Regions from separate parts of the Homo sapiens genome. Here region 2 is linked to region 1. Evidence: read pairs that join two places in POLR2A ChIA-PET (ENCODE). Cell type or tissue: IMR-90. All regions are shown on one strand. Each heading gives the region's core, and the rest is flanking DNA. Links, peaks and the distances in the headings are about the cores only. Region 1 overlaps COMETT (cytosolic oncogenic antisense to MET transcript). Region 2 overlaps CAV1 (caveolin 1).

Region 1 (12,818 bases), core at 6,019-8,518:
AGCAGGTGGGAAGAAACCTGCCCACTCTCTCCAGTTCCTTCTTATTCTACCATTATGAATTGAAGAAGGCTTTCCCACTGACACAAGGGGCACATGCTTTGAGGTCAATACCCCCACTTCAGGGTGTTCTGGAACTCCCATGTGTTAGTAATAATGATTAGCAGAAGGTAATTTAGGACTAAATGGCTCTGTGATTTTTAACTCTCCAAAGGGAATTAGAACAGTAATACCCAGGTGATATTGATTAATAGATTGCCAACCCCTGAAAGATAAGTTTCAGGTGGTATCTGCATATTTTGTCCTTTGTCTGGATCTCAGGAAAATAAACAGGGAGACATTGGACAAGAGAATCAGGAATTTAAAAGGTACTGACAGCCCTGATGAGCCAAGTCTTTTCAGATGAAAGGAGATGGTCATAAATGTAAAAATCTGTACTTGGGCTCAAAAACCCAATTCTAAGGGGATTGAATTGGGAAGACGTATCTTAGCAATGGCGTGTGCGAGGAAGTCTTTTGTGTCAAAAGGATGATAACGTTGTAGCTATGTAGAAAGTAAATAGCAGAAGGGAATGGTTCCGATTTACCCTGAATTGGTCACATGATACCTGTGATACCTGTGATACTCATCACAAACTCAGAGAAGCACAGGGACAGGCAAGTTGCAGCCAGCTCGGAAGAGAGTGACTAAGATGTTGACAGGGCTTGGTATCATGTCATGAAAACAGTCAAATAAACTAACGTAGCTTGGGCTGGAAAGGGAAGACGCACGCACATGTTAGTGTCCCAGTTGAGAGGCTGTTAATATGGAGGTTTAATTTGAGTTGTTTTGCTTGGCCTCACATGGGTGATAATGAACAATGCATAGGGCTTCAGGGCAATAGATACTTGGTTTACTTTAAGAAAGAGTGTTTCCTAACGAGATCATGAATGGTCTGAGATGTGGTCAATTTTCTGACATTGTCAAATTTTGTCTTGAAATTGGCCATAGTGGGAGTATTTACACCGGGAACCAGTGGCAAACACTACTTATCAGGGCTTTTTGTACTCTCTGGAGAGCTGGTTCTTAAACATTTACCAGTGGAACCATTTTAAAATATAGATATACTTTTATATGAACTGCAGTAAAACCAATTGAGCTGAAAAGCCAATTAGAGTAGGCATTTAGGCCTAGGAAGTGTGGTGAGACTAATGAGTTCTAAGCTTCCATTGAAGCTGGAAATCCTGAATATATGCTTCTAACATTTACATGTCTAATTTAATATTTGTTTGTTACTGGTAAGACACAATCATCATGATGAGGAAGGCCCAAACCCATTTTTGCATATGAGATTTAAATGTAGATCTGGGTAATTTAGTAGTTTGGAATAGGTAATGGAATTGCATTTTACTGTGGTCGTTCTGAGTTCCAGTTCTTTCCATCCACTAAGGAGTGGTACAGGAGTGTGCTGGAACTCCTCACAAATGCAGGTGAGAGCTGAGAGTTGACTTTGCACATCTTTTCCCAACTTTGCCTTCAGAGACTTCACATCGGCAGCTTCAAATTGGCCGTAGTGGGCTGGGCATGGTGGCTCACGCCTGTAATCCCAGCACTTTGGTAGGCTGAAGGGAGCAGATCACCTCAGGTCAAGAGTTCAAGACCAGCCTGGCCAACATGGTGAAGCCCTGTCTCTACTAAAAATACAGAAATTAGCCAGGCATGGTGGTGGGCTCCTGTAATCCCAGCTACTCAGGAGGCTGAGGCAGAGAATCACTTGAACTCGGGAGGCGAGTGTTAAAGTGAGCAGAGATCACACCACTGCACTCCAGCCTAGGCAACAGAATGAGACTCTGTCTCAAAAAAATAAATAAATAATTTAAAAAAAGAAATTGGCCACAGTGGGAGGGAGTATTCACACCATGAACTAGTGATAAACACTACAGATCAGGGCTTTTTGTACTCTCTGGAGAGCTGGTTGTTAAACATTTACCAGTGGAATCATTTTAAAATGTAGATATACTTTAATATGAACTGCAGTATATAAAACAGATAGAAGAAGAATGAAGCTAGCAGAACGTGCCCTAAGCCATACTCACTTAGCTTCCTCCCTTGCCACTGCATGTCCTTGCCCCTTGAAAGGCTCTGAGGCACCTCTGCAGCACCCTGTAACACCATGGGATTTAAAACCTCCGGAAAAATAATCCTTTCAGCTCACGCCGGGACTGTATTCTTTTAACTGGTATTTCCCTTTTCCTAGATTTGGGAATACAGACATAAAACAGCAGGGTTTCCCTCAGTTTTATGAGATTGTTTTTCAATAGAATGCCAGAGGGATCAGTTTGAGAACATTGGAAATCTGATTCCTCTAAATACAAGAAAAAATGGTCATAGGAAACAGTGAGTTTCCTCACTTTGTCAATGCTCTTGAAGCAATTGTGAGTTTTCTCTTGTTGAGATGCAAGGCCAGCCCTGGGTGAAGCCAGAAGTTTATGCGTTATAAGGGCACCCCAGACCTTTCCATTAGCATATTACCTTTCTTTCTTGGTTAGACTAGGAACCTGATGCTCCGAGGGAGTAAGATTTGGTGGAATGTTGTAAAGTATTCGGGGGTAGGAGGTAAGAAAAGGAAACTTTATATGATCCACAGATTTTTGGATAGGTTCCTAAAAAAAGGGTGTTGGGGGATTAAAAAGTGGCTGCCTGAGAGGACACTTTGTCTACTTGCTTTTTTGAACTGCAAGGCCTGTTCCGTGAAGTGCCTGAAAATGGCTATAGGAGGATCACAGAGGCTGTCAGGCAGCCGGAACGTAAGTCCAGGCAGCTTGTGTGAAAATCTTGAGGTAACCCTGATGTTTCCAGGGGCCCCCAGTGTTCCTAAGCTGGAGAATAGGAGCATGAATGCCATGACTGCTGCAAAACTTATCAAGCAAAATCGACAATTGTCACTGCTTGTGGAATTCCCTTTCTGTTAAAAATGAACGTGATTTCATGGGCACATATTTTGGTGTAATATTTTCATGGGAATTCTTCTTGTGCTCTGAATTCTGATTTCTTTTAATCTTACCCTTCCCATTTTCCCCAGAATGACAATGGATTCATTTTCCCTTCAAGGTCTTCTAAATCTATCACCTCTTTCCTTGACTTTGTCGCCTGATTTCCCTTCTATAAAGTTCTCTTCTTCAGAGGGAGGGGCAGAGTCACGGCTGGCTAGATTGCGGTCCTTATCTCTGCCCACACTCCTTCCTGTTCCCTTCTCTTGCCAAGCTTCCCTCTTCACTCTGCCCTTAGCTCCAGACCTGGCTTTGGGCTATGAGCCTGTTCTGCCGTGTGTCCCTCAAGCCAGTCCCGTCTCCTGATCAGCAGTGCCCCAGATTCGCTCTTTCCTCCGACTAAACCCATCCCCTTATCTCCCTCCTCTTCAACCTGCTACGTTGCTTGACAATACAGGGGTTAAATCTTTATTTCTTGCCTTTCATTTGCATCCTTTCCTTAAATTATCTAAGGCAAAGACTTTTTAATATTTGTACTGGAGCTGTGTCACAGTAGCGATGTTAAGCACACATCAGAAGATGAAGTATAATGCCACTTTAAGTCTCTTTAAGAGACTTAAGAGGTTAAGGAGAATTGAACATTTTGGCTTCTTCTCAAATGCAGAGAACAATTAAAAGTGTCCCCAAATAATTAACAGAAATTAATTTAGACTTATGAAAAATAAATATTATTCTCTTCTTAGAAGAAAATCAGAAGAGATCAGAAGCAGGGACTTAACTGATTATATAGCTTCAGTTCCTGAGGACGACCAAGTCAATCAAAATTATCATGCCATGCCATTTTGCAATGGATTTAATTATTTCTAATCAAATAATGGATTTATTTGCAATGGATTTGATTATTTTTAATCAAGCAGAAAATCTCCGAGTTCATCAGGTTTAGCTTTTCAAATCTGATGATCTGACACCTAGTGTTAATTTTGAGTACTGCTAAATATTTCACATAAAGTATACAGTACATTGAGTCTCCGTTTTTTATTCCTTTTCGTTTCTTCATATAACTTGAGAGATGTAGTCAGGTTACCATATAGTCTCAGGATAGATGTAGCTTACTTACTGGTGTTCAGAATGCGCAATGCGACCTGAAGTCAGGAAGCTGGGTCCTATCGTTGTGGGCCAACTGTTCCTATGACCTTGGGCAAGTTACTTTCCTCTTTTAGTCTGTGTGCCCTCAGTGGTAAGATGAGAATGACGGAACATATGGAATATATGATTTATCTCTAGGTCTTTTCCAATTCTGGAACCCTGTGTGTTATCTTTTTAAAGCAATAGTTATGTATGCCAGCTCTATTTTGAAGCTTGGAATATGTTCACCCAATAAACCAGAAAATGAAACAGTTGTTACTTGGAGGTGTATGGCTATTCTTTCACTATGTGAAATTCCTTCAAAACATGTTATAACAAAGAATTGAGACAAGATTTTGATGATTTTTAGTAACGCCATCTAATGGAGCTTTGGTTATCATAAAAATATTCTAGCTCTGTGCCGTCCACTCCTTAACCACTAGCCACATGTGGCTACTGAGCACTTGAAATGTAGCTAGTGAGACTGAAGAACTAAATTTTAATTTTGTCTAATGAAAGATTCATTTAAATGTAAGTAGCCACATGTGTCTAGAGGCTGCAGTCTTAGATAATATAGATTTATAGTGTATGGAAACATGAAAATTTCTTGATGAATTTGGGGGTGGTATTCACCAATATACTTAATTTACTTTCTTTACTGATTGGCTGTATATTAATCTTGTTATTTCACATTGACCATTTCCATTTTTGCCTGAATTCACCATACAAGTGCTTTGGGATTGATTCCATAATTGTGTTTTCTCTCAGGGTTTCAGCTATGTAGGTCTGGTTTAATTGAATTTAAATAAAGATGCTTTTTCTAGTTCACAAACAAAGATTGAAACATGCAAAACATTGAGAACATGCTGTCATGCTTAGTAAGATAAATTTCAAAGCCTAACCCCTGCAGTTATTTTTCTAAGCTAATTCTCTGTATTTGAGAGTTCAGGTTTAAACAAAAGCTAGGAGTGTCATGAGATATAAAAATATGTTATTTCCTATTTGTTATGGTGTCTAAAAAAGATAAAATACTTAGACAATTTCCTTAAATTTTATTTAACTTAACAAGTTAGCTTTCTTGTTAATGGGTACCAAAACATAGTTAGATAGGAAGAATAAGTTCTAGTGTTTAATAGCAGAGTAGGGTGACTATAGTTAACAATAATTTATTGTATATTTCAAAATAGCTAGAAGATTTGGAATATTCCCAACACAGAGAAATAATAAGTGTTTGAGTGATAGATATCCCAATTGCCCTGATTTTATCATTACACATTGTATGCATTTATCAAAGTTTCACATGTACCCCAGAAATATGTATGGTCATTATGTATCAATAAAAAATTTAGCTTTCTTAAAATACAGACTTTCTTTTTTTTTTCTTTGTTAAAAGGATAATGGTCTCATTCAAGGATTTTAATAGAAACCTCATCCCAGTTGACTAATTCCAAATTATTTATCATTCGCTATGTTTTCTTGTGTGCTCTTGCAGCTAAAATAAACTCCACTCATTTAACTCTTTCATTAGCATATACTCTGTCGTGATTTCTTCTGTTGCCTTCATTGAAGAGACTAATTCCTTCTGATAAACAACTTCTCTAACACACACACACACACACACCCCTCTAAGACTTAAGGCTTAAGGCGACTGGGAGCAATTTATTACATTGTTGTTGAAAGCATCTTTCTTAGTACGATGCATATGCATGGAAGGGAGGTCTGGCCTAAAATAAGTAAAATGACATGTGATTTATAAAGGTTGGGTGTAATATCTATAATTAATTTTATCTTTTTTACACCTAAGCCCACTCTGCCCCCAAACTTCTGCCTTATTATCAAATTACTGTGCAAAAAAAGAATATCACTCCCATATGTACGTCAAATATTCAGAACTAGTTACTTTGTACATTTTAAAATGTAAAATCCATATGGTTTTCTACCATCCAATTAAGGGATAACCCTTATGTATCCAGAAGAAAAACAGGTAGAAATGTCACCTAAGTAAGTGTTTAATAGTATTATACAAAAATAATTAATATGTTAAATAATGGCCACAACACACTATAAAACCCTGCACTGCCTTCTGAAATGAATATTAAATTTTATTTATGAGAAGTTCAGCATTGTGGATGTGATTGAGTTAAATTTCTTAAAAACTGCTGAAGTTCTGTAACTGTACATGATAGTATGCTCATAATTTTTTTCAGAATATATGATTAGACAGAATATCCTAAGGGAAGTCTCATATACCTACTTTAATTCCACCACCTGAAGGACAATATGAGTTGCCTCTTCTCCCTGGTCGTATTAAGGAACCACAATTTGAAAATGATTTTATCAGCATGAATGCTGTGATTCTGCATTCATTAGAGTGACAAACATTACTCTGCAGATGAAAATACAAATTCTTTAGTAACAAGAAATTCCAGACAGGAATATTGTTGTGCCTGCATATTATACTTATTTATTCCATTAATCTATCCAGATACTTATCTTTTTTCTAAAGAGTAATGTCATTAGTATTGTCTTCTACAGAGTCTTCAGTGATTAAATACACTTATTTCTATGCAGCTTAGTTTTATATCATAAATGTCCAGTAGATGGCAGTGCATGCACTAGAATTCACAGAATATCCTCTCAAACCCTAACCACAGCTATTTTTTAAATCTGCATTTTGGAAACATTGATAAGGTCTCACACAATAAGATTAAAAGTCAGCATTAAGCACTGGCTTCTTATTTTTAGCCTCAGACAACCAATGGAAATGAAACCTGTATCTACATGTTTTATTTCATTGTGTTTGAACAAGATTTTGGCACAATAAAAAAAAAGGGAAATCATTAACTTAAAACATCCTCAAACCCTGAAATGATAAATGCAATAAACCAATATTCTGTAAGTTTTCTTGAATTGTCAGAGGGGGGCAGACTGGAGGGTGTGATTTGCGGATAGGATGCTGCCCTTTAATATGAGTAGCAAAGTCCTGGATAATGCTTGTCCTAGAAACTGTCCTTGTGTGTTGAAGACATAACTTGTAGATGATGTAGGGAGGGTTATTGTTAAATACTGAAAAGTGGCTGTCATACAGGCTTCCAGTCTGATTTGTCAACGTGAAAAACTTGGAGGGCAGTGGGGAGGCTTCGGGAGGGAGGGAGGGAGGGAGAGAGAGAGAATTGATTTTGTTTTCCCCTAAAGGAGAGGAAGTGTCCAGGGAAGCTCTGCCTTTGTGGTTTTTCTTGTGTGCCTCAAAACACTTAGGCAAGATAAAGAACCTCTCTCACTCTACTGGGTAGTAGAGAGGAAGAATCATTGTTTCCAAGAGTCGATGCACTGAGAGCATCCACTAGGCGTTTTGTCAGGCCAGAAATAAGCAAGTGCTAGGCAGCAGGATGTGGTGAGGCCACTGGGTCAGGGGAAGGTTGGGGAGAGCCTGCTCATAATGAAATGACTGGGAATGTACCAGCTGAAGTCCCTGACTCTGTTTGAAACCAGGATGCATACAGCATGGTGTAAAAGAGCATGGAGTACAAACACAGGGAGAGTGAGAGGAGATTAAGCAAGTGTAAGCCAAATCTCCACACCCACACTCACTGGACCCTGAATGCTCTTCTCCTCCTCTAGTTTTCACAAGGCCATCATCTTCTTGGTCTTCAGGTCTCAGACTTACAGTAAATATTTCTCCAATAAGTGAATGAATGGATGATAATGCAGAGAAAATTAACATTCCAATCCCAAGAGTTTGAACGTACAAAAGAGGCAGGAACTACTGCCACGATAATGGTAGCAGGAGGAGAGAGCTCCTCTGTGGGGAGGGTGGCTCTGTGTCCCACTGTACAGAGGCACGGTAGTCAGGATGAGAACCTAAGAAGAGCTCAAGACAACCTTACTTCTGGGTGAAGACTCAAAAGAATTGAAATCAGGGCCTTGAAGAGATATCTGTACCCTCGTGTTCATAGCAGCATTATTCACAACAGCCAGAAGGGGAAAGCCACCCAAATGTCCGTGGATGAATGAATGAATAAACAACATGCAGTATATACATAGAATGGAATATTAGCCTCTAAAAGGACATATGTATTAGTCTGTTTTCACGCTGCTGATAAAGACATACCCAAGACTGGACTGGGCAATTTACAAAAGAAAGAGATTTGCTGCACCCATCAACCCATCATCTAAGTTTTAAACCCTGCATGCATTAGGTATTTGTCCTAATGCTCTCCCTTGCCCCCCACCCTCAACAGGCCCCGGTGTGCAATGTTCCCCTCCCTGTGTCCATGTTTTCTCATGGTTCAGCTCCCACTTATAAGTGAGAACATGCGTTGTTTGGTTTTCTGTTCCTGTGTAAGTTTGCAGAGAATTATGGTTTCCAGCTTCATCCATGTCCCCACAAAGGACATGAACTCATCCTTTTTTATGGCTGCCTAGTATTCCATGGTACATATATGCTATATTTTCTTTATCCAGTCAATTATTGATGGGCATTTGGGTTGGTTCCAACTCTGTGCTATTGTATATAGTGCTGCAATAAACATACATGTGCATGTATACCTATGTAACAAACCTGCACGTTCTGCACATGTATCCCAGAAGTTAAAGTAAAATAAAAAAAAAGAAAAGGCAATTAGAACCAAAAAAAAAAAAAAAAGAAAGAGGTTTAATAGGCTTACAGTTCCACGTGGCTAGGGAGGCCTCATAATCGCGGTGGAAGGTGAAAGGTACTTCTTACATGGCTGCGGCAAGAGCAAGCTTGTGTAGGAGAACTCTCCCTTGTAGAACCATCAGATCTCACGAGACTTACTCACTATCGTGAGAATAGTACAGGAAAGACCTGCCGCTATGATTTAATTACCTCCCACTGGGCCCCTCCCACGACACGTAGAAATTGTGGGAGTTACAATTCAAGATGAGATTTCGGTGGGGACAGAGCCAAACCATATCAATATATATTCTGATACATGCTACGACATGGGTGAACCTTGAGGACATTGTGCTAAGTGAAATAAGCCAGTCACAAAAAGACAAATACTGCTTGATTCCACTTGTATGAGGTATCTAGGGTAGATAAGCTTATAGAAACAGAAATTAGAATGGCGACTGCTAGGGACTCAGAAGAAAGAAATGGGGAATTGTCCAATGAATAGAGTTTCAGTTTTGAAAGATTAAAAAGGTTCTGGAAATTGCTTAACAATGTGAATATACTTTACTAACTGTACACTTAACATGGTTGAGAAGGTAAATATGTTATGTGTATATTTACCACAATTAAAAAAATGTTAAACAGGAAAAAAGAGGTCAAGAGTAGATCATGCAGGGCAGAGTACGTTAGCCAGCATCTCTTTGGGGCTGAGGTTTCTTCCTATATAGTTCAGCTTTGTTTAAGTCTTAGGGATTTATGCATTTTTAGCTCAACACTCGTGCCACCTATGCTAACTGGGCCTTGACCTTACAATACTGCCATCTTGCCAGTTTTGTTAACGGAGGTGCTGCATCTCTTAAAAGGCGCTGGCCTGTTGCCTGTAGGGCTGGGGTCCTGCCTTGTTCTTGCAGTTCCTTTTCTTCTTTCACTTTATCCTTGTGTAGCGGTGGAGTCTAACCTCGAGACCCTGACTTCCTGTTCATTGACTTTCCTAAAGATAACCCCTGCCTGCACTGATTTCCTGGACTATCTGTTCCAATTACAGTGACCAGCTGCCCTGGATTACTGAGGCTGTCCTGATTTTAGCTCTCCAAGTCCTGTAACCTGGGAAATACCTCAGTCCTGGGGCAGTTTAGGGCAGTGGGTCACCCTCTCTGTTACCACCCTCTGTCAGTGTTTCCTCGGTGTTTGACCCTTCAAGTCCTGTCCAGGGGCCCTCAGTGGCAAGGGTGATCCTGGCCAGGGTGCCAACTACACAGCCTGGAGTACTAGGCTGTCCCCAGAGCATACCTAGAGCAACTGATACAGGCAGGGAGGATGAGGAAAAGCTAAGGATGTGGAAGGCATTGAAATTCAAACATGGGAAGTCAAGAAGAGGAAACTCGGTGCTAAGAACTAACATTTAAGAACTGTGCTGATATTTTTATGTGAATGAACTCATTTAATCCTTGCAATCTTATAAATTAGAGACTATAATGATCACCATTTACAGGTGAGAAAACTGAGACAGACAGAGAAGAGGTAATTGTTTATACTGGACTTCGAACTCAGATCATCTGATATGAACTCAGTGGCCCTGGGAGCTTGAGAACAGACTGATATCTGGTCCCACGCCTAGAAAACCTAATGTAGTTGGCTTAGGATATGGCCTGGGTATTGGGATTTTTATAAAATCCCCAGGTGATTTTACTGTGTACCTAGGGTTTTGGAACCATCACAGTTTATAAACCTGGCTTTCTAATAGCTCCTCAATTCTACCTTCCATAAAGGTGAAGGTTCAGAAGACAGGCAGAGCTGGGGAAGTCAGGAACTAAAGGTAGGGCTGGAAGCAATGAGAAAAGTTTCTCCGGTGGTTTCCGTGAATACAGCTGCATGCTGTTGCTTCCTTCTTTTGGCTACTGACCATGGGTAAATCAGACAGGTTTAGATATACCTGGTCAGGACAAATGCCACTGGACCGTCTGTTATCTCTTGACGTCTTTTCCAGTTGTCGTGTCCTACGTGCACATGGGGCCGGGTGTGCCTGACTTTGTACCTTCCCTTTGCATCTGGGCTAGATTAACATCAAACCCTGGCCCCTTCCAGAATTCCTGTCTTCTAAAAGTTACCCTGCCTTAAGAAAAAGACCTTTCTCATCCAACTCCATGACTTTACCCTGTGAAAAGAGCCAGAACCAGGATGTAGATTTTGAGGTTTTACTTGAGATGGGAAGAGTTTACCATGTCCTTGGAAAAATGTATTAGTTATGCATGCCTACACGAGTTATTTATAAGCCTGTGTACCATTCTTAAGTAGCTAATTCCTTTTGTTATTTATCCAGAGAACCTCTCCAAGGTACTAAGAAAGTAGAAACATCCACACTTTGGATGGTTAACTCAACATTGACATTGATTTTTGAGACATTGACATTAACATTGATTTTTAGGCAAAATAATGGAAACTACCAGGCCCCTAGTGCCACAGACTCTTCTCACAACCCTGGGTTTGAGTACTTCCTACAAACCAAATATTGTATAGTAGTCCTGGAACATGGCCTATCTATAATCAAGAAAACCAGGTGTTACAAAGGTCTAATTTCCGATACATTGAGTAAGAATCCAATTCCTGTCAGTGGATGCAGGAGTTTCAAGAAACTTCATTCTTCTTTTGGGGTCAAACTTAAAAGAAGTTTGAAAATGCAATCAATTTCAGATTTCCAGTCACTTTGTTTCCTAAAAAGTTAGAGTTTGTTTTGATAATCCTGTGGTACTGATAGAAATACAGGGATAGATTAATTTTTTTCTTTCTTGGTCTTTTTGGGCCAGGAGAAGTTTTTTGAGACAGCTTGCTGGGATGGGGGTGGAGGTGGCTCTGGTCATAGGACAGGGTGAAGCCCTGGGTGGTATTTGTGAGCCAGTATCAGCAACACTAGTACTGGCCAGTAGTAAGTGAAATGTTAGCAAATCACAGTCACAGGATAAATTCAGCCCACTGCCTATTTTTCCCCCAATAAAACAGTTTAATTGGAACACAGCCATGCCCATTCATTCACCTATTATCTCTGGTTGCTTTAGTGCCAAAATGGCAATGTTCACTCATTGTGACAAAGACCATATGACCTGCAAAGCCTAAAAAATATTTGCTATCTGGTCTAGAAAAAGTTTGTTAAACTCTGTAGTAAGCTATTCACAGAATTAGAAGAGAATTGGTTGAAAAATATTCAACATGTCTATATCAACTTTTGGGAGTCAAGACCTAACTCAAAGAGGCCACCTGTTGGCTTGAAAGTGGCACCCCTGCAATTTGGAGTCAGTTCCTCAAAGGTTAACAGCAGTGAGACACATGCTGGTCTCCAGTTAGCACTTACAGTTTCAGTTTCAAAAACTCATTGTAAAAATAGGCTTATGTTTTTCAGAACTCGATGGAAATTATGAACTAGTATTTGGTACAATTTAGAATTTTGTGCTAGCAAAAAATTGCTCATTGGAGACCTCCTAGAAAATATTGGAGACCTCCTAGAAAATGTTTCCAGGACTGTTGTCTTTTTATTCAGCCTACAGGAATGCTTGACCCTTTCTTTCTTTCTTTCTTTCTTTCTTTCTTTCTTTCTTTCTTTCTTTCTTTCTTTCTTGCTTTCTTGCTTTCTTGCTTTCTTGCTTTCTTGCTTTCTTTCTTGCTTTCTTTCTTCTTTCTTTTTTCTTTCTTTTTTTTTTGGAACTCTGTTGTCCCCTTGGGTCTCATCGTTCTCAGATTTTTTTTTAAACTAGTGAGTCAGACCCCTGTTACAATGAGAAAAATGTTCAGTCTCACAGTCTCTTGCTATCGTGAGAGATGGCACTGAGGCGCAAAGATGTCACTGGATGAACTAAATATAGTCCCAGCAATGCACTGGCTCCCAGGCCCATCCACTCTCTGTAGAGAAGGGCTGCCACATGTCACAAGCCTCCTCCTCTTTCTTTGCCCTGTGCTTTTTACATTGCTCTGAGGAATCTTTCCCCTCAGGGTAGAGCTGATGAAAGAAACATTCCTAAATTCCCTGAAGACATGCTAGACTCGAGAGCTGCATGAACCCTTTTCTGGAGGAAACTCACTGATTGTGGTGACCAAGCAGC
Region 2 (12,818 bases), core at 4,352-6,851, 52 kb after region 1:
ACAGTGTTTTTAAATGTTCCCCAGATGATTTGCAGCCAGGGTGAAGAACCACTGGTCTAAATTCACAGAACAGCCAGCTTTCGCAGAGACCACACTCTTTCATGAGTTTCTATCACAATAGGGGTTTATACAAGCTGCAAAACTGTGTGAATATGCAACGTGTAGGAGGGAGTGGATGGGCAGGCTTGCCATACAGATAATGCTTCATGCTGACCTTTTGGTATATACAATGCATGCCTTTTGCAGTGTTCTATTTTTCAATGTTTACCACTTGCATTTTCAACCACTGATTGAAACAACGCCACATCAATTCCTCTTTGCCCCTAAACAAACCAAGTATCCTGCTGGCATAGGGGAAAGTGTTCATATGTATGTCTATGTTTAATTATGAGGCTGTGTGTGAAGGCTGTTATGCGCCAGTTAAACTATAACTGTAGAGGCAGAAGGATTTGAGAAGTTATATAGACAAATAAGGAATTTAACACACGACTATTACAAAATAACCTCTGGTGACACATTCCTGGGATTAGCCACTCTTATTACTTGGAAGATCTTCTCTCATGTCACCTAACACTTTTTTTTTTTTTTTTTTTGAGGCAGGCTCTCACTCGGTTGCCCAGGCTGTCATGCAGTGGCACAATCATGGCTCACTGCAGCCTCGACTTCCTGGGCTCAAGCAATCTTCCCACCTCTTGGCCCCCCAAGTAGCTGAGACTACAGGTGCATGCCATCATGCCTGGCTAATTTTTGTATTTTTTTGTAGACATGAGGTTTCACCATGTTGTCCAGGCTGGTCTCAAGCTTCTGGGCTCAAGTCATCTATCCACCTTGGCCTCCCAAAGTGCTGGGATTACAGGAGTGAGCCACCGTGCTCAGCCTACCTAACACTTTTTTAAATAAAAAGCTAAGTGTGCTAGCCTTTCCTATTATTTCTTATCTTGAATGGTAATTGCGTCTGAGCAGTGCTTTTCTTGTAAGTCTCATACTAACCTGACAATAACCAAAGGTAATTGTCATTCCATGTTTCCTTCCAACCCTTCCAATAAATCACCTACACGAAACAGTCCCTCCTCAGCCTTACCCTGGGTTTCCTCTTGGCTCCTTATTCCTTTCCTTTTGCTCTTCCCTAGGGCTTCTCCAGAATCTCTACCTCCCTCTTAAGATCAAAGCAGGAACCTATTCTGAATGAGTCTAACCAAAGCAGAAGAGGTACAGAATCTTGTATGTGACATTCCTTGAAATATTTCATTGTGCTTCTTTTAAATTATCATTAAATTATTTAGATGCTTAATTTTCTGGAACAATTGACAGACCTAGTTTGAGTCCCCACTTACTCAAGGAGGTATGGCATGTGGATTCATCTATGGGTGTGTTTACAATAGTGACTCAACCTGGAGACCTTGGCCCCTTGGAACTGTGGAATTATTACAAGGGGGGTTTCCATATCCATTATACTCACCAGGCATCTTGGTTTTCCACATCACAGGCTCCCACAAAAATGACAGCTCTATCCTGGTATCTTCTTGTTTTTATATGCTTACCTATGTGTTGCCTACTTAACATATCTGTTTTATTTCAAGTCTTTTAACATCATCTTACTTTGTGTTAAACTTTATCTTATTTTTATGGGCTATTGTAATTTGTCTAAGTCACTTTGCTATTATTTTCATCACAAATGTTAACAAGATCATTGCAATTGGTGTCATTTTTAAGTTGAGAGTCCTCTTAACTTGTTCACGCAAGTTTCTGATAAAATATTAAGTGTGCTATGACTGTGATTCTGGCTGTATGTTAGATACCAAGTTACACCCCAAATCCACAATGCACCTCATCATTCTTTTTTGATGGCTACTTCCTAGTTCTATCTATTCTCAACTGAATAATGATCCTGGTATTTTACACTTAGCCTGTTGATAGGAAAGCTATTTGGAGTCAAATTGATGAGTCTTATATTATTACAGTAAAATCATCTCTTATTATAGGAGGCAAAAGAAGGAAACATATCTGGGAAAAGAGCTGACGTTCATTTCACTTGGCACAGACACCAATAATGGAATTAATGGTGTCTGACTCTTTCAGAGTCATTAATGTGTTGTTATTGTTGTTGTTTTTCTTTTTCCTGAAAAGAGATCTGAGATCTATGAGAAACCACTTCTGAGGCAAAGAGAAATTTCTGTGCTATTGGAATAGAGGGTTAACAGTTATCACCTCCCAGCACACAAAATCTCAGAGCTCTGTGTATTTGCATCTAGAAGCAGTAAAGCCAAAGAGAAGGAAGCAGAGGCTTCGGTTTCTCAAAGCTGTGGCCTTGTCCAGGGTTGGGAGGTTTTGGATTTTTCTTTCGGGCCATTCCCTGATCTAGTCATTCCTCTCAATCTTGCCATAGTGCGGGGATAGATGGGGGGTTCAACAGGCACTCCTTTCACCCCTCCCTTGCCAGGGGACTTCTCCTGTAGCCAGAGACCCACCCCCAGCCTCCACACTCTGGACTTAAGGGCAATGCCAAACAGCAGCAGATGGTATATTTTGGCATTCTGGGAATTTGCCTGTCCTGTCTGCCAGACACCTAGGAGATTAGCCTTATCCCCCATGACCCAGGAGATCATCTGGATGCCACAGCTTGCTTACTGGAAGGTTTAGGAGGATATATTTGTGTCCTCCTCAACCTGGAGACTTAAAAAAAAAGTCTAAATAACAAATATTTTAAATATACACACATATTAGAATGAGTTTTCTCTTCACCTAAGTAAATAGACTAAATGTTTTTGAATTTATTTATTAAGTTCTTGAATTTTTTTTTCCAACAAGATTTTCAAATATGGCCAATAGGGACAAAAGTGGCAAAGGAAGAAAGACACTCAATAATGTAATCCCAGTGTCTTTTCATTCAAAGCACACATTAACTTACTTTAAAAAGAATTTCAGAGTGTCAACTGAATTCAGCATCTATTTTCTGATGTCTGACTCTGCATGGGGCACTGGGCAGCCACAGAAGTGAGGGTGCCATTGCTCTGCTTGAAGGATACAGGCACAAAGTGGGGTGAGAAGGAAGGGAGAGGAGAGAGGACACTGAAGGACAGTGACGCAGGATAGTTGGAAGGCTTTGATGAATGCCACAGCAGAGATAAAAACAAAGGATGGCGGGGGCAAGGAGAAGAGATGCTGATTCTGAGGAGGTCCAGATGTCAGAGGCAAGCTCCAGAGGATGACTGAGGTCTGTCAGGCAGGCTGTGGTACGGCAGGACTCATGACGTGCTCCGTGCCTGGTGCAGGGCTGGTGCTTCCCAAATATTGGTTGAATGCCTGATATGGTTTGGCTGTGTCCCCACCCAAATCTCATCTTGAATTGTAGTTCCCATAATTTTCCCATTTTGTGGGAGATAATTGAATCATGGTGGCGGTTCCCCCATACTGTTCTTGTGGTAGTGATAAGTCCCACGAAATCTGATGCTTTTATAAGGGGTTTCCCCTTTTGATTGGCTCTCAATTCTGTCTTGTCTGCCACCATGTAAGATGTGCCTTTCACCTTCCTCCATGATTGTGAAGCCTCCCCAGGCATGTGGAACTGTGAGTCCATTAAACCTCTTTTTTTAAATACATCACCCAATCCCGGATATGTCTTTATCAGCAGCGTGAAAACAGACTAATATAATGCCCTTTCTGGGACAGTACATTATATGAGAATGACTCTTATTCCTAGCTTTAGACCTAGAGAAATAGAGGGACTTACCCAAAATAGTTTGGTGAATTTGTGGTTATTAATCGTTTTAGACAATTTCTCTTCCTACTAAAAAGCCTCGCTCTCAAGAACAAGCAAGGAAGAGAGATCTGTGAAGCTAACTAAAATAATTAGTGGTGAAATCTAATGAACGCAATTCCACTTCCTTGACATATTTTGGTATGCCCATTTCCAGCCATATATTACTTCTAAGAAGATAGAAAAGATATACAGTGAACCATGATTGCTGAGACATTTTAATTGTTCTTCTTAGAGATTAATGGTGCCTTGTAAAATGCACTATTAAATCTGCTTCTTCCTTCTGGCATTTGTTTTTGAGAACAAATATGTAATTACTAGGGAGGAAGTCTCAGAGAAACGATTTGCCATATTCCATAGGCATTTCTCCTACCAACATAAAACTCAGGTTTTTCTCAATTGTTTCCTGCTTTTACAATGTACTGGTGTGGTCCCACAAATGTCTGTAGAAATTGAGCAGGCAAATTGAGAACCTTATAAGGAGCTGTTTAGTGCAAAGTACCTGTCAGGACCTGCTTCCTTTCCTCATGCTTACCCCTCCCCGTATATCCAGACAGAATCAGCCCCACCCCAGGGTCTCTGGCCAACTTGGGTGATCAGGGGCACTTTAAAGACTTAAGCGATTCTACCTTATCCACCACTGCAACGTGTCTGGTTCTATTTCTAGTCACTGGAAGTTCTACTCTAGTTCTACTCTGGCCACACCTGCCCTGTGTACCCCATTTCTGGTCTTTGGGGCTTAATCCTCCCTGCCCAGCATCCACATTCCTTGAAGCCTGGGGTTTTACATTGGTCCTTCTCTTTCCTCAAACCACTTGCCAAGATCTAGGGTCTGATCCTAGAAGCTCAGACCTGTCACTCCCAACAGAGATCATGTCTGGAATCACCATAAGCTGCTCACCCAGTGTGAGGACACTGTCATCTCTTTCCATATTGTGGCCACACCAATGGCTTCTGGGATCATGACTTATTACAGAGAGGCACTGGAGGACAGTGGTTAAGAATCCGGGCTTTGGAGTTTCACTACCTGGGTTCAAACCCTGACTCTACCACTTCCTGCCTGTGTTGTTCTGGCAATCTGCTAAGCCTGAGTTTCCTTATCTGCAAAAGGAATATGATGGTGATAATAATAATAGTACCCATCTCATAGGGCCATTGGAGGTGTCAGTAAAATGATCTTTGTCACTCAGTCAGCCTATAGGGAGTGCTGGAAGAAGCACCCCATCTCCTGTCTCACTCCCACTTGCACAAACCCCCTTGATTTGCCCCATTGCACCGAGAGCCCTTTAAAGGGGATATCTCATCAGACATGGTTCTGACAAGCGCAGGATGCAGCTTTTCAAAACTTCACTTTTAAATTACTGTGAGACAGAATATTAAGCACATATGTACACCCTCAGAAGTTATTTAAATCTTCTTGAAAGTAAAAACTTTTGGTTTTTTAATTGCCAGCACAGCTAATGAGGATTAAGAGGAAATGGTTGTGTCTTTAAGAATATGTAGTTCCCCTGCCATGAAATAATGACCAACAAGAGACATGACTCCCTTTTTAATGGCTTTTTTTTTTTTTTTTTTTTTTTGAGACGGAGTCTCGCTCTGTTGCCCAGGCCGGACTGCGGACTGCAATGGCGCAATCTCGGCTCACTGCAAGCTCCGCTTCCTGGGTTCACGCCATTCTCCTGCCTCAGCCTCCCGAGTAGCTGGGACTACAGGCGCCCGCCACCGCGCCCGGCTAATTTTTTGTATTTTTAGTAGAGACGGGGTTTCACCTTGTTAGCCAGGATGGTCTCGATCTCCTGACCTCGTGATCCACCCGCCTCGGCCTCCCAAAGTGCTGGGATTACAGGCGTGAGCCACCGCGCCCGGCCTTAATGGCTTTTTTCTGGCCTAAAAAGCCCTCTGTGGGTCGCTGTGGCCTACAAAGAGACAAATGCCTTTGCTGGACAAGGAAGGCCCTGCTGCTCTGGCTTCTGCTAGTATCCCTGGCTCTGGCCACATTGATCCACTGCTGGTGCCCAGAACAGGCCACGACCCCTCAAGGCTCTGGTTGCTCCTGTTGCTCCCTCTGCTGGGACCCTGTTCCTGGTAAACATATGTTCGGCTTTGGAGACTGCTGAGAACTCTCTTCTTTGTGGTTGACTGTGGCCTGTCCTTTGATTACATGACCTCACTCAGGTTTGTTTACATGTCTGTTTCCCCACTAAGCCCTAAACTCTTCAGAGACAAGGGTTATAATTTAACTACTCAGTCCACACCTGAGCCTGATTGGGTCATCACACATGGAAGCACCATGCACATAAATGGTTGTTGGGAGTTGTGGAGCTGGGATATGAGATATCGCAGCCCAGTCCATAATGGAGCAAGTGGCAGGACAGGGAGAACGGTGCTCATGTTACTTTTTTCCTTTGCTTCTTGTCCTCCCAATCTCCTACTTTCTCACTGCTTGGGCTCAGCTTCTTTTTTTAGTCATTGCAAATAAGAAAATGTAATTGTGTTTGACATCTGCACCATGCATGAGATGACCCACTGCCATATCTAGACACAACTTACCTTTTTAAATAAAATCATCACAACATCCTTGCTGGGATCAGGAGAAGTTTATACACTGAATGCAGCTTTTTAAAACGTCACCTTTAAATTGCTATGAGATAGAATATTAGGCACATATGTACAACATCAAAACTTAAGTCTCTTTGAAAATAAAAGCGTCTGGTTCTTAATGGCCAGCCCAACTAATGATGGTTAAAGGGAAACTCGGTTGTGTCTTTAGGAATATGTACTTCCCCTGCCATGAAATAATGACCAACAAGAGACATCTTCTCGAGGTTCAATAAAGAAAACAAGATGTATTTCATATCTGAAACATCAACATAGTTCCCATGAAAGGCAGGAAATTTGTATTCTGTGCAGGTGTAATTCTGTTCTACCAACTAATTCCCTTGGTAGTTGCATAGCCTGTGGATCATGCAGATTTCCTTTAAGGCAAAATTAAAAACACTTCCCCCACCCTAAACAATGGTTTATGTGCAAGCATGCCATTTTATGTTTCCTGGACTAACTGAAAAATAGTTTAAACTATTTTAAACATTTACATCTTTTACTGAGTAGCTGAGAAAATATGTGATGGAAGGATGTCAGTCTCATTAACCCTGTGTTTCAGAGAAAGAAAGATCTGAGGGATGAGTAGATTGGAACATAAGGGATCCTCTTTAAGTTAGGGTGCAGTTTAATGGCTGTGATAAAAGACAGCAGACGAGTGACATTAGAGAAAGGAATCAGGGAAAGGCCTGACATGCCTGGAATGTAGAAATTTTGCCTATTCTGCTAGAAAATAGCATGAGTAGGGACTTCCAGTATATTCCAGGTATAAGAATCAGAGACAGGCCATTGCCAATTCATTTGTGACAATATTGTTTTTTTCCTCCAAATGGGACACTTCTGAGCATGCCTGGATGCTATTACTTGCGGCTGAGTAGTGCTGGCTAGTCTGTATGAGACAACCTAGAATATATGGTCACCCCATTCCTAGGTCACTCTGAGGCTCTAAGCTTGCAGTTGGCTTTAAGCCCAAGTAGCCTGAAGGGATGGAGAACCATTGAGCAAGTTGATTTGGGAGCCCTCCACAGTGTTTCAAAACTCTCTGGCAGGGTTTTAAATGGCCTAACCCGCAAGTATTCTACTGGCAGGGAAAACATCTACAACTTTGCTGTGTATCTTATTTGCTCTCTTCAGGTAGAATCAACCAGGGTGTGTATCTTTTAGCCAACCTTGGGTACAGTCATTTCTAAATCTGACTTCACAGTGTAATCATTTGAAGAACGATCATTTGAAACTCTGAAAAATACAGATACTCAGGCTCCACCTCTAGATATTCTAATTTAATATATCTGGGCCGGGTGCAGTGGCTCACGCCTGTAATCCCAGCACTTTGAGAGGCCGAGGCGAGCGGATCACAAGGTCAGGAGATTGAGACCATCCTGGCTAACACGGTGACACCCTGTCTCTACTAAAAAATAGAAAAAATTAGCCAGCCGTGGTGGCGGGCGCCTGTAGTCCCAGCTACTTGGGAGGCTGAGGCAGGAGAATGGCGTGAACCCGGGAGACGGAGCTTGCAGTGAGCTGAGATCATGCCACTGCACTCCAGCCTGGGTGACAGAGCAAGACATCGTCTCAAAAAAAAAAAAAAAAAAAAAATATATATATATATATATATATATATATATATATCTGAGGTGGGCCCAGGCATCTGTATTTGTAAACATTCCTCTGATTCTTTTGACACCTCGCCAAATTTGATAGTGCTTTTGGGTTTATAAAGAGGCTATGGGGTTTTAAAAAGGCTGCAAATTTCAATTTTTATTTTTATTTTTTTGTGATGGAGTCTCACTCTGTCGCCCAGGCTGGAGTTCAGTGGCTTGATCTTGGCACACTGTAACTTCTGCCTCCCGGGTTAAAGCGATTCTCGTGCCTCAGCCACCAAAGTAGCTGGGACTACAGGTGCATGCCACCATGCCCAGCTAATCTTTTGTATTTTTAGTAGAGACAGGGTTTCACCATGTTGGCCAGGCTGGTCTCAAACTCCTGACCTCAGTTGATCCGCCTGCCTTGGCCTCCCAATCAATGTTTCAATAGGAGGATTAGAAGTTGAGAGCCAGTATGTGAGGAGAGGATATTAAAGAGGAATTGAAATATTTTCTACAATTTAATTACAATTTTTTATGAGACCAAAACAGAAGTAAATTGCCTAAAAATATATATTCCTATTTTGCCTTGTTTATTTGCCCAGAAACAATTTTAAGGTTTATAAATGACGTGTTGTTTGGACTAAAGATATAAAGATAGAAGATTTTAACAGACAGTAGAATTTGGTAAAGGAATCCATCAAAAGTTTGTGAAGGAATCTGCATAAAGAAAGTCAAGGAGATAGCTACAAACTCTATGTAGGCAGCATTTATATCCTGGCTAAAACAATTAGCCGGGAATTGTGGCACATCCCTGTGGTCCCAGTTACTCAGGAGTTGCTTGAGCCCAGGAGGTTGAGGATACAGTGAGCCAAGATTGTGCCATTGCACTCCAGCCGGGGCAACAGAGCAAGATTTTGTCTCAAAAGAAATAAATAAATAAAGAAAAGAAACACAAAATAGTTTGCCCAAAATATTTTTGGGGCGTTCATTTTATTTTTATTTTATTTTATTTTATTTTATTTTATTTTATTTTATTTTATTTTATTTTATTTTATTTATTTTATTTTTTGAGACGGAGTCTCGCTGTGTCACCAGGCTGGAGTGCAGTGGCGCAATCTTGGCTCACTGCAATCTTGGCCTCCTGGGTTCAAGCCATTCTCCTGCCTCAGCTTCCCCAGTAGCTGGGATTAAACACGCGCTACCACACCCAGCTAATTTTTGTATTTTTCATAGAGATGGGGTTTCACCGTGTTGGCCAGGATGATCTTGCTCTCCTAACCTCATGATCCACCAATCTTGAGCTCCCAAAGTGCTGGGATTACAGGAGTGAGTCACTGCGCCCAGCCTTTTTGGGGCATTTATTAACTGCTTTTAGACAAACAATTTTGCTCCCTACATATAAGCTCAAATCTCGTGGACTACTGAGGAAGATAAACCTATGGGCCTAATATTTTCCGTCCCTTCTTCCTCCTTGGTGTCCAGTGGGACTAGAACGCTTTCCAGTTGAAAGAGATCATGAAAGCATTAGGCCATTATGCTGAAACCACACCTGATCTGATTACTTCATGCATGCCTTTTCCTGACTGCTAAAGAAAAAGAATTTTGTGTCGGTCTTTACTTTAGAATCACCACATTCAAGTTTTAGAGAAGACAGTTACAAAAGTTGCAAATATTTGTTTTCTAATCTTGGCACAATCCTCTTGCACTACAACAGGTTGCCTCTGAGCATCTATGTGTTAGGCATAATTTCTAGGGGCTGAGAGTGTCTTTTTTAGAAAGTTGTTTTAAAACAAGTATAGTTTGCAAATCTTTTTCTCTAGGGCCTCAGATTATGGTAAAGAAGATACTAAATATGCAAGGTCTCCAGGGTGTGGAAGAAGAGTGTGTGTATCTTGGAATAAACCATCTTTGTATAAAGACAGCAGCCCTCAACTTTCCCCACAGCCAGGGGGATTATGGAAGGTCCAACCCCGCAGGTGAGCGCACATAGCCCTGTCCTCTTAGAGACCAGCTGTTTCTGGTCATTCCATCACAAAGAGTTATGTTTAAAAGTAGGGCAAACTAAAAAGCAGTTTCATTTGGAATATGAAAGTGTCTGTTATTTTATGGACTTGAGTGGGCAGGATACATAAACAGGTGGTTTTTCAAATTACTGGACTTTCCAGATGCAGCTCACTATTGCAGCTGTTCCTACTTTGAACCCCTTAAAAGTGTAGCCAACCCTGCCGTTAACTGAAAGAATATCCCACATCATGAAGCTTTTCATAATTCAAGGGTACTTGGTGCACCTTGCCTTAAATTTTAATAAATAATATGAAATCATGTTCAGTTAAAACCGAAGTTTTTTGATTGCAGTTAATAGATGGAGGAGGGAAAAGACTCTTTTAGTAAGCATTTAAAATGTATGTAATTTTGGGTTGAACCTGAAAGCATTTCATATGCTTAAGAATGAATAATAGCTGCCATTTTGGTATCATCCTTTGCTCAGTATTCTGAGAACAATTTCCCACTAAAGATGATCATAATGCAATTTTACAAGCTGGGGATTCTGAATTCCACGCATGACTTCATACATGGTAGAATATCAATCACCAACTTGTGAAGCTATCTCCTAAACAAATACACAAGCAAAACTAATACTAATGCCAACAGAAAAAGATATTAACATGGTGCCGAGACAATCTGATCTTTTAAACCTAATGCTAGACAACGAGTTAGTGGGTGCAGCGCACCAGCATGGCACATGTATACATATGTAACTAACCTGCACATTGTGCACATGTACCCTAAAACTTAAAGTATAATAATAATAATAAAAATAAATCTTATGCTTTGATTAGATGTATATCAAATAAATAATAATTTTATAAATGACTGTTATACTGATATTAATCACCAATTGCTCTAGAATGCTTTCAAGTTGAAAGGGATCACGGAGGCATTAAACCTTTGTACTATAACCAAAACTGATCTGATTATCACCTGCGTGCATTTTCTTGACTGTTAAAGAAAAATTTGTGTCTGTGCATATTTAAGAATCATTACATTCCAATTTTAGAAAAGCAAGTTATGAATGCATATTTCTGTTTTTCAACAAAGACCTCCTTTCAGATATCCTGATTTGTCTCAGTGCTAACAGAATCATCTAAACACATTTTTCCTCTCATGACAATAGTCCATGGTGAATCACATAATCTTATCTATTCTTCTTTAATGATACATTTCAAAATATTCACTTTGGGCAGTAACTATGTAAAAAGATGGATAACATTTTAAACTTGTTAGCCCTTAATTTCTATTAATATTACAAAAGAGGAATTGGAGGCCAGCCTGGTAACCATGATGATCCCTTCAAATTCTAAAATTCTGTCATTTTGTGCATGTATGTTTCGATCCACAATGCCACTTCGCATTGTCTTCATTTCACATCTGGACCATGATGCAATTACATCTGAACTCTTTTCTGCTCAACTAGACTGGCTACTTTTCATTACCTTCTGTACCTTCACCAGAGTCATTTTACAAAAACGTCACCTTCATTATACCACACCGATGCTTGCAGTCATTTATGGCTGTCCACTGTTGACATGATGTCCAAACTTATCATGAGTGCTGGATTTACAGACTCCGCATTTTACTATGATCAGTCTTTTCACCTTTATCACCTACCACTCTGCCACATGAAATCTCAAATCCCAGTCTGATTGAGCTACTACAACTCCCTTGTGGGAGACATTCTTGTCTCCATGCCTGGCTCGTTTAGAATGCCTTCCTGTGCTTTTGCCCCAGCTATTTGCAATCCATCTGTCCTCCATGACCCAATTCAAACTGCACCTCCTTCATACCATTCTCCATTAAACCAGCTGCAATACATCCTCCTTCTCTGACCCTGCTATCCTTTTCATGGCTGGGTCTCCCTAACACTTCATATTGATACCATTCCCTATTTAAAAACCTTTTTGTTATGCAATATTCAACACTACTGTATTTACTTTTGATTCCTTATCATATATATTATATTTGGTCTGTTTCCAAAATGATGAGAAGGCTTACAGTAGAGATCACATAAGACAGTATGTCAGTTAAAAGGGGGAAGTGAAAATACAGAACCATATGTGGGAACATGAATTAATGAAACTTAAAATCCAGCTATAGATTTGAAACTGCTTCCTGGCAGTCAAGGCAAAAAAAAAAAAAGGAAAAAGGACCAATCAGTTTCCATGTAGCAGTGACTTACTGTTTTGGTTGTATGTATGTATTTTTTAAAAACACTTTTTACCTGTGTGCATGTCGTCTCACTAACTGTAATCTTTGTGATTGCTAGGATTTATTGTAGGAATTACATAGCAAAGCATCTAATCTAGCATATTGCATGGGTTTAATAAATAAATTAATTGATGGCTAATTTTATCAGAATTATAGATTTGAAGCCATTTTATTTATCTAGAAAATCAAAATAAGTACATAATAAACATGTGAATAACAATGTGAACAAAAGATGACACAGAAATCTCAGAGGGAGAATGAAGGGTTTGAGTTTGTGACCACTTTAATTAAAGGAAATTTTAAAAAGTATTCACAAGCTACTTAATATTTTTGGGTAAATGTCTATATTTGGGTAAATTGTCTCATAATGTGGAGCAGCAAGCTTTTAGTAAGATGAGAAATTAATTTTATTGGAACTGGATTGTATACTATAATGTGTGTCATTATTACTAGTAAAATAGGTAATAATGCTGCACCTTCTTGAATATAAACTCATGCCACACATGAGTTTTCTTTCCTCTCCAGAAATGAAACTGGGGTTTCATTTCTTCTCTAGAGTTTTGTTGTTGTTTTCTTTAACTTGGCAAGGGGATGCTTTTACAATGCAGAGA

Evidence for each region. Peaks named below come from ENCODE experiments on the same cell type or tissue, not always from the same donor. Only the 100,000 strongest peaks of a DNase experiment are listed, where the experiment ranks them.
Region 2: POLR2A ChIA-PET joins it to region 1 with 7 read pairs; 15 of 35 experiments call an interaction of 5 or more read pairs at or near these places.

What each region holds. Positions count from the first base shown.
Region 1 is chr7:116,583,072-116,595,889 of GRCh38, reverse strand. The region is part of intron 2 of COMETT (cytosolic oncogenic antisense to MET transcript); the gene reads left to right. Among named protein-coding and RNA genes, the nearest start is that of CAV1, 64 kb to the right of the region's middle. RefSeq lists enhancers at 7,454-7,553, 12,106-12,205. In IMR-90, for the core only: a CTCF peak has its summit at 6,703 (motif pointing right); DNase peaks (open chromatin) are centred at 6,729 and 7,469; H3K27ac peaks cover 1,134 bases.
Region 2 is chr7:116,529,529-116,542,346 of GRCh38, reverse strand. All of the region lies in intron 2 of CAV1 (caveolin 1), which reads right to left. Among named protein-coding and RNA genes, the nearest start is that of CAV1, 11 kb to the right of the region's middle. RefSeq lists an enhancer at 1,278-1,572 and a silencer at 1,278-1,572. In IMR-90, for the core only: no CTCF peak of the experiment used is centred there; no DNase peak of the experiment used is centred there.